2 separate regions of the Homo sapiens genome follow, and region 2 is linked to region 1. Evidence: chromatin loops called from intact Hi-C (ENCODE). Cell type or tissue: gastrocnemius medialis. All regions are shown on one strand. Each heading gives the region's core, and the rest is flanking DNA. Links, peaks and the distances in the headings are about the cores only.

Region 1 (4,401 bases), core at 237-4,236:
TGATATTGTATGTTTTTATTACCAAATATGTACATATCTCCTTCCTTCCCTCTCTTACACAAATGGTAGCATATGTTAAATCAAGTTTAGTCTAAAGCTGCCTCCTTAAATATTTTAAGTTCAGTGTAAAGGTTTCTCTGTATATAGTGAACTGTACCTAAATGCAGGTGTAAACAGACTGTAACCTACTCTTGTGCCAATCACCAATTTTTGGTCAATCAAAGGGGGCCAATTGTTCAAACTGTATTCAAATAAGGCAAACACTAAGCTGTAACCACTCCAGCTGTTTCTGTACCTCACTTCCACTTTCTGTACATCACTTTCCTTTTTCTCTCTATAAATCTTCCACCATGTGGCTGTGCTGGAGTCTCTGAGCCTACCGTGGCTTGGGAGGCTGCTTGATTCATGAATCGTTCTTTGCTCAATTAACCTCTGTTAAATTTAATTTAGCTAAGGATTTTCTTTTAGCATATACAATACCTATGAATCTGCCGCCTTGCTTTTTTCATTTGACAATTAGATTTGTCCTGAAGGATATATACCTGTTAGCACTGGTTATCTCTGAAAGATAAGATGGAGGAGGCTTGGCTTGCGGTGTCTGTTTATCTGTCTGTCTATGTATTTAACTTTCTGTATTTCTGTATTGCCTGAATCTTCTTACAGGGAGAATATTGCCTTTTCGATAAAGAGGGAAAGTCCTTTTTGAAAAAAGAGATAGCGTAAGGTAATTAAATCCACACAAACACATATAAATCGGATCTTTGATTTTTCTAATAGCTCCCTCCATGGTGGAAGTTTTGGAGGAAGTGGGTGTATGTGTTTGTGGAAGGCTTTTTGACCTGGGATAGGGAGTGAGCAGGGGAAGTCTCTGAAAGAACCCCCAAGGAATGCTTTTATAACTTTGCCTTAATGGTTAAGGAAAGTGAAACTACATGGATTTCCCCCTTTAGGCAGCATTTGTCTCCAGGTGTGGTAACTCATTTTAAGGAACTGAAAACACATTCCAGAATCTTCTATCAGCATCATCGATGGTATCCCCAGTTGGAGGTGCACTACTCAGTTGGGGAGCACACAGGCTTTGGAGCCTATTGTTGGGACTCCTCCGCTCAACATGTGACCCTTTGTAGGGCACTTGACCTTGAGTACCAGGTTGCTTGGTACCATTTGACCTTGAGTACCAGGAACCTTGAGTACCTAGGTTCCTCACCTGTCAATAGATATTCATTTATCCCTTTTTGTAGAATTGCTTTGAATTTAGTGAGCTTATACTTTTAAAAAGCTCGGGTCATAGTAGGCTTTCAGTACGTGTTAGCTATTATCATCACCCTCCTTGCTAGGCAGAGCAGGACAGTGGGGAATTGATGTTTCCTCCCCTCCATCTCACAGGTGGGGCAGGGGTGTGCTGAGAAGAGAACTTGGGACTCTTGGCCCCTGTTCAATTCTCTGCTTAACCTGCTAGGCAATTTGGGCCTCTGAAAATTCAGTAATCCTCATAGCAACTTAGACGTCACCTGGGCCTGTGGTCCCCTTCCTAGCCTAGGAGCCAGAGCATGAAGCTCCATCTGTCACATTGGTTTGTTCAGAGAACTACACATGCGTTTTATTTTAGCAGCATACAGGTTCCCACTTAGGCATTGAGAGGACATAGGAAGCTGTTTAACTTCCTAGTCTTTAAGGTGTGGACGCTGAAGAGCTTAGCTAGTAATGACAGTATCCTGTAGAAAAAGCTATGGCATCACATACTGATTTTCTAATTACTTCAACCCATAAGGATGCTATAATGCTTTTGTAAATTACCGTCTAAGCTATATGAAGTAATGCATTCCATCCTGCAGTGCAGTAAATGTTACTATACTCTTGTAAGTAGTGGCATGTGTTTCCAAAGTTGAGGTTAAATCCAGAAAGGCTGCGACACAATAATTAGTTTTATAATTCTTCATGCAGACTGATGGAGAAGTCTTTACAATTTTGACTTGCCTCTTAAGACCCCTCTAGGGTTAGTTTCACATTTATTTTCCAGTTTCTTCAGTGTTAGATTTCTATTTTAAAAGGCGGGATTATTTCATAACATAACTACCATGTGTTAGGCATCGCAGAATTGCCATCTGATAATCTAAACTCAAGTACAACAGCAAAGACAGCTGCAGAAGAAAAATTTTTGATGTCCTATGTCATAGCCTAAAAAGCCCCACAAGAGGGTCTAGCAAGCAGAGGATAGTAGTTTTACAGGAGAGAACAAGTGAGACAGAGCCCTTCACAGCACATAACAGGGGTTCGGCTCTTGCATCATCTGGTTAATGTGCTAGAAATCAAGCATGAATGCCTTTTGTGTTCTCAAGCTCTAATTGCAAAACTTGTTTATCCAAGGAAAAAATAAAATGAAACAAGAGAGACATGCCATTGGCTGTCACACGGCCAAGGTTCTCCCATGCCTTCCTAGCTCATCTGACATCTTCCTCTCCTACTCCCAGCATGCCCCTAAGTCACCTTTTTTTTTGTAATCAGATCTCAGGTTCCTTTATCTTAGTTCATAGTGATTATTTCGCAGAACATGACAACTCGCTTAAAAGAACAGTGATTGATTTCATGGAGCACTTATAAAACATAGGTACTGAGTACTTTTACATATGTTATTTCATTTAACCTTTATGGTAACTTGATTAAAACTTTGTAACTTTTCAGGTAGCTTTGTTTTTGTGGTACACTGAAGGAAAGAGGACTAGGGAAGTTAAAAACCTTTCCCATGATCACATGGCAGAAACTGGGAGAGTGAGAACTGGAATCCAAGTCTACCTGATTCAAAACTTGTTCTTAGTCTGAACTTTACCATAATAATAGCTGCCATTTATTGAAGACCTACTGTTTTCTAGGACCTGTAAAAAAACAACTCTCTGAGGTTACTAACTTAAACAATGGATCAAAGTTAGTGTTACCAGTAATGGGGCAGATGGATAGCTTCTGTTCTTTGATATGATCAGAGTGGAACACAACATTACTTCTGGGGCATTCTTGCCAAAAATGCATAACCTCAATTTAATCAAGAGAAAACATCAGAGAAACCCAAACTGGAGATATTCGGTAAAAAAAAACTAGCACCCTTCAACTGTCAGGGTCATGAAAGGTGAAGAAAGATTGAGGAACTGCCACGTATTAGCAGAGACTAAGGGGACACTAAATAATTGTGGGAACAGAGAAAAGGCTATTAGAGGGGAAATTTGTGAAATTAAAAAGAAGATATGTCATTTAGTTAACAGAATTCTAACCATGTTAATTCCTTGGTTTTGATCATTGTACTATCCTCATCTAAGTTGATAATATAAAGGACTCTGGGTGAAGGGTATGCCTCAGTTTTTTGTACTATTGCAGCTTCTCTTTAAACCTAAAATTATTTCAAAATAGAAAGTAGGCCGGGCACAGTGGGTCATGACAGTAATAACAGCACTTTGGGAGGCTGAGGCAAGAGGATTGTTTGAGCCCAGAAGTTCGAGACCAGGCTGGGCAACAGAGTGAGAACTCTTCTCTACAAAAATAAAATTAAAAATAACCTGGCATGGTGGCACACACCTGTAGTCCCCAACACTCCAGAGGCTGAGGTGGGAGACTGCTGAGCTGTGATTGCACCACTTGCATTTCAGAGAAAAGAAAAGAGAAAGGAAGGCAAGCAGGGATGGAGGGAAGGAGGGAAGGAAGGAAGGAAGGAGAGAAAGAGAGGAAAGAGGGAGGAAGAGGGAAAGGAGAAAGAAGGAAGGAAAGGAGAGAGAGAGAGAGAAAAAGAAAGAGAGAAAGAAAGTAAGTTAGAAAAAGTTTAAAAATCTATCTGAGGTTGATATTATTTATTTTCATTTTAGGATAAAGAAACAAAAGGCTCAAATGTTAGATAACTTACTCAAGATCATACAAATGGTAATCATTAGTGAGTGAAGGAAGAAAAAATCTTAATAGTCTTGGAGATTCCAAGGCCCATGTGTCTTAGTTCATTCCGTCTTCTATAACAAAACACCATAGACTGGGTGGCGTATAAACAATTGAAATTTGTTTCTCAGAGTTCTGGAGGCTAGAAAGTCCATGATCCAGGTGCTAGCTGATTCCCTCCTTCTCCTGGACAGCTGTCTTCTCACTGTACTCTCATGTGGCAGAAGGGTTGAAGAAGTCCTCTAGGGTCTCCTTTATAAGGGCACTGATCCCATTCATGATGGCTCTGCTATCATGATCTAATTATCCCCAAAAGGTCTATATTCAGTGTATAGCACCACATTAACTGCTATGCTTTATAGCTACCTCGTTTTAAATATTACTAAACATAGCCCTAGCCCTGAGCCAAAGCCCCTTTCTATTACATAGTCTTTATTTTATACTGAAAAAATGGCATCTTTGTGCCTATTGAAGAAAAGCAATGGATAT
Region 2 (4,401 bases), core at 254-4,253, 1.9 Mb before region 1:
AAATTTTCAGGAATGCAGACTGCACTGTGGTACAAAATAACCTACTTTTGTCAGAAGAGAAATTATGATGTCTATTTCTGGGAGCAGCGCCACCTAAAAATAGCTTGTCTAGTCACCTTATAGTGCATTCTTTCATGTCATAGATAGAAGTTCAGAGCAGAGTCTGTGTTTATGTGCTTTCATTACTTAATGTCCAAACAACTCTTTTTTTTTTTTTGGCAAGTCTAATCTTTTTAAAGAATATAAACAATCATACTCTACTGATCAGCTATCTAATATTTCTCTCTGCTCCTCCCACAGTAATTCACTCTAGTCTGGTCACTTGCTTTGGTGTCCTGTGACAACATGTGGCCTTTTATGTTGTAACCCTTGCCTGGAATGGCCTTTTCTCAGAATGGCCTTTCCCCATCTGTTCATTTAAATCCCAACCTATTCTCCACTGCCTGGCTTCAGTTCTGTATATCTTCCCAGGCCTTCTTCTATTCCATCAATTTCAAATGACCTCTCTCCTGATGAAATACTAAGAACATTTCTGCATAATTTTTAATTTAACACAATAGCATAATATTTTGTTTGCTACTTTTCCAATATGTTAATCTTATCTTCTTTCTTAGGAGGGGGCAGAAATTCCTTGAGGGCAGGAATCATGTCAGATATTTTTATATCCCACAAATATTTTGGATGTTTTAAAACAGATGATTTTTGCCTAATATGATGTACCCATTATTAAGCTTCTAGTTAAAAAATCAGTAATTCTGGGCAATAACAACAGCTCTTTCAATGACTAAGTGGCCTTAAACCACATATATACATTATTCTTGTCTTCTTTCCTGTAAAATGTGGATCATGTCTCATGTTCTCCTCACAGAGTAGCTATAAGGGCAAAATTATACAATGAACATGAAAGTAATTTGAAGATTATAAAGTAGGGTTCAAATGAAAGGTTATTTTATTAAAGAAATAATATTTCTTGGATTAAAGAAATAATATTTATGTCATAGAAAACAAAAAAGGCAAGTATGACCTAAATGTCAACTTTTGTAAGAGCTGTTTTATCACCAATTATTTTAAGCTTTGGAAAGACATGCCCAGTGCATTCTAGATTTATAGTGATTATTCTAAAATCATATGCAGGTTTAGAGGAGAAACTATTAACATTTTATCTTGTGGTAGGATACTAACTTCAACTACTTGTAAGAAAAAATAGGCATTTCAATTGATTGCTAATATATAAAATTTCTGTAATTTCACAAGATGGGTTAGAAAGTAACATATTTGTTTTCATTCATGTAATCTAAATTTTATTATAATTATCAATGTACAAAAGAAATTTATTCTACAATAATGAGATGAAGTAATGCTTATCTTACTTTATTTGCATATACCAAAGTAGAGATAAGCTTTACTACTTGTAATTTCTGCATTGAAACTGTCATGTGGTTATTTTAGCAGTTGCAGTATATTGTTACTACACCTACTGATGCTCAATTAGTGTTTATTAGATGGGATTTTCATTAGTTCTCTGAAGAACTTATTTTCTGAGAAATGAGTGCTATTTATTAGAGTTAATAATTTTTGTCCGTTTTTATTCTTTTGAAGAATAAACATAACATGAGAATTACATATTTAATAATAAACCACAGAGTACTACTAAAGAAGAGGCTGTGTTAAAATGAAGCAAACTTTCAGTTTCAACCAGTATTGAGTCCTTACTCACTTTAGTCACAGAGGATGCAAGGCCTTAGGGCAGCAGGGTTTCCCCAGGTGTCCGATGTAGCATAAATCACCGTGGGTACACATGGCAATACTGCCCAAAGATCTCCATAGCTATTCTGTTTCATTGCTGTGCGGCTTGGCAGTAGGAAGCTCTTGAAATGTTTTCATCTTACATGGGGTTTCCCTTTGGAGTTAAGTTGCTCACCTTTCGCAATAAGACCCTGCTGACTGAGCAATGGGTTTATCACCTAACTTCTTGCTTAATCACCTCTTAGTTTCTATTTTTTTTTCAATTGGTTTACATAGCACTCCAAGCCTGCTTGCTTGTTTTTATAGTGCCAAGGCAGCTGGCAAAAATGCTGTGAGAGTGGTATGGATGTCATGAACAGACACACCCTGTGAAATACACCTCCTTGTCTTAGCATAAATTGGTTCTCGCGACTACCACATTTTCTTTTCCTGGGCAATCCAGTTATGTGGTTTAGAAACTGAACTGCAGCAGAGAAGGAATGAGAGGTAACTTTTGTATTCAACTTGCCAAGAGCCAGGTCTTTATTATGCCCAACTGAGGTGCCATGGGTTAAGAAGGCTGGAGAGGAACTAGGTATGATTCAGCAGTTTGCACTGAAAATGATTTCCCATTGAGAGGTTAAGAGGTGGGGCTTCACAATTTAGAAGTGAAATGGATGAATAAAAGCAGGCTACTTCAGGGGCACACAGGTTCAGCATAAGGGATATTGAAAATTGTTTCCCATCTCCTCTCATGACAGATCAGAAAGTTAAGAGCTTAGTGGTCTGGAGAAATTTAATAGAGGTTATCACTGAAGGTCATTTGAAGACCTCTGGCTCTTACTTATATTGGAATAATGGTTGCACTCTCAGGCCTTGGCCTAGCAATGGAAAAGAAAAGAGTAAAATACTTTCATTCCCTTCCTTTTCTATGCTTATAGCTGGAAGTGATAAATAAAAAGAACTATCATTAGCATGCTTTAATAATAATAGCAACAATAACAACATTAACACCATTTACTGACCTATGATGTGTGAGACACTATTTTGAGGGCTTTAACTCGTTTAATCTTCACAACCTTGTGAGGTACATATCCTATTATTATCATCATTTCAGAGACAAGAAAAGCAAGGCTCAGAAAGTTTTAAGTAAATGACTAAGCATACACAATGGGTAATATCTGAATCCAGAAAGCCTAATTCTAGAGCTCTAGCTTCTAGCTACCATGTTACACTGTCGGATTTTTTTTCTCTGCAGGTATTTTGCCATTAAACTAGGAGCAGAAAAGGATTTAGAGAAAGGGGAGCCTCTGAGGATATAACAAAAAGAGAGGCACACAGCAGACAATTACTACATCTATTCTAGATTTAGTTCTAATTCAGGTTCTTGAATTCCAGAAGAATTTTTTTAAAGCAAAGGTGTACATATAACAATGAAGTAACACTTGTTTGATTTGGGGGTGGTTGTTGATGGTGGTGGTAAGAATCCAAATATTTTTAAAACCCAGAATGGCAGAAAAAGCTTCTAGTTAAAAAATCAGTAATTCTGGGCAATAACAACAGCTCTTTCAATGACTAAGTGGCCTTAAACCACATAAATACATTATTCTTGTCTTCTTTCCTGTAAAATGTGGATCATGTCTCATGTTCTCCTCACAGAGTAGCTATAAGGGCAAAATTATACAATGAACATGAAAGTAATTTGAAGATTATAAAGTAGGGTTCAAATGAAAGGTTATTTTATTAAAGAAATAATATTTATTAATAAACATTTGTTTCTTCAATAGTTTCATTTTACTAAGTATGTTCCATAATGCATCAGGTTACTTATGTTGATGCCTTAACTCTCCCTCTGCCTCAGAAATGCTATCTCCTGCAAGACGTCTTGTTCCTCCACACACTGAACCCCTGCTGATCATGCTTTGCTTATGAGTTTATTAGTTTACATGATTGCCCCTCCCAGTAGACTGTGAGTCTCTAGAGCTAAGAACTATTCTATTTATTAAATTTTTTATCTTCAATCATAGAGCTCACTACATATATACATAATAACTGATGCAGAAAGAATATAATCCAAAAAGACAGAGGTTATGTTTATCTTATATTTGTTCCTGTGCTTTATCCAAGTTTGCCGCTCTGGTATAGGAGATATGTGGATTGCTAAATAAACAGATTAAATATCTAATATTTAAAGCACCGACTACATATTATTGGCATATTAAAAAATCAGTTTGTCTTTGAGTCATACAAATCTATTCTGAAAAGCAGGTGCCTTTCTCGCAGGGACAAAAGTAGAGTAAATTGGGAATATGACTATAAGGCAATGGGACTAATTTTCACTTGTAATTTGTAAAACAACCTCCTTATTTTACAGTTATACTTTGTAAATGAAGACGATTACCTAGATGACTTACAGCAGTGCTTAGAGCTTTAATTAATAAGTCATATATAAAAAGAGAGCTGAGTTCTTTTGCTGAAAGTGATACTATAAATGGAATGTGTTCTCCTGGAAGACATACTGTAAACAGACAGTAACTGAACACATTAGAAAGACCATTCTTAAAAATAAAGAACATAGGCAGAAAATATGGCACATGCCAGAAAACAGAAAGGAAAGCAGTCCAAATGACTGCCCAGAGGAAATGGTTGTGAACAGGATACTGTCTGATATTAAAC

What was found. A loop is a pair of places that touch in the nucleus more often than their neighbours do. Peaks named below come from ENCODE experiments on the same cell type or tissue, not always from the same donor. Only the 100,000 strongest peaks of a DNase experiment are listed, where the experiment ranks them.
Region 2: it touches region 1 in a loop (5-fold over the local background); 1 of 110 quality-filtered maps calls a loop at or near these places.

The regions. Positions count from the first base shown.
Region 1 is chr10:50,383,754-50,388,154 of GRCh38, reverse strand. All of the region lies in intron 6 of SGMS1 (sphingomyelin synthase 1), which reads left to right. Among named protein-coding and RNA genes, the nearest start is that of ASAH2, 130 kb to the right of the region's middle. In gastrocnemius medialis, for the core only: no CTCF peak of the experiment used is centred there; a DNase peak (open chromatin) is centred at 2,394; H3K27ac peaks cover 3,901 bases.
Region 2 is chr10:52,254,938-52,259,338 of GRCh38, reverse strand. All of the region lies in intron 10 of PRKG1 (protein kinase cGMP-dependent 1), which reads right to left. Among named protein-coding and RNA genes, the nearest start is that of PRKG1-AS1, 57 kb to the left of the region's middle. In gastrocnemius medialis, for the core only: no CTCF peak of the experiment used is centred there; DNase peaks (open chromatin) are centred at 358 and 1,848; H3K27ac peaks cover 4,000 bases.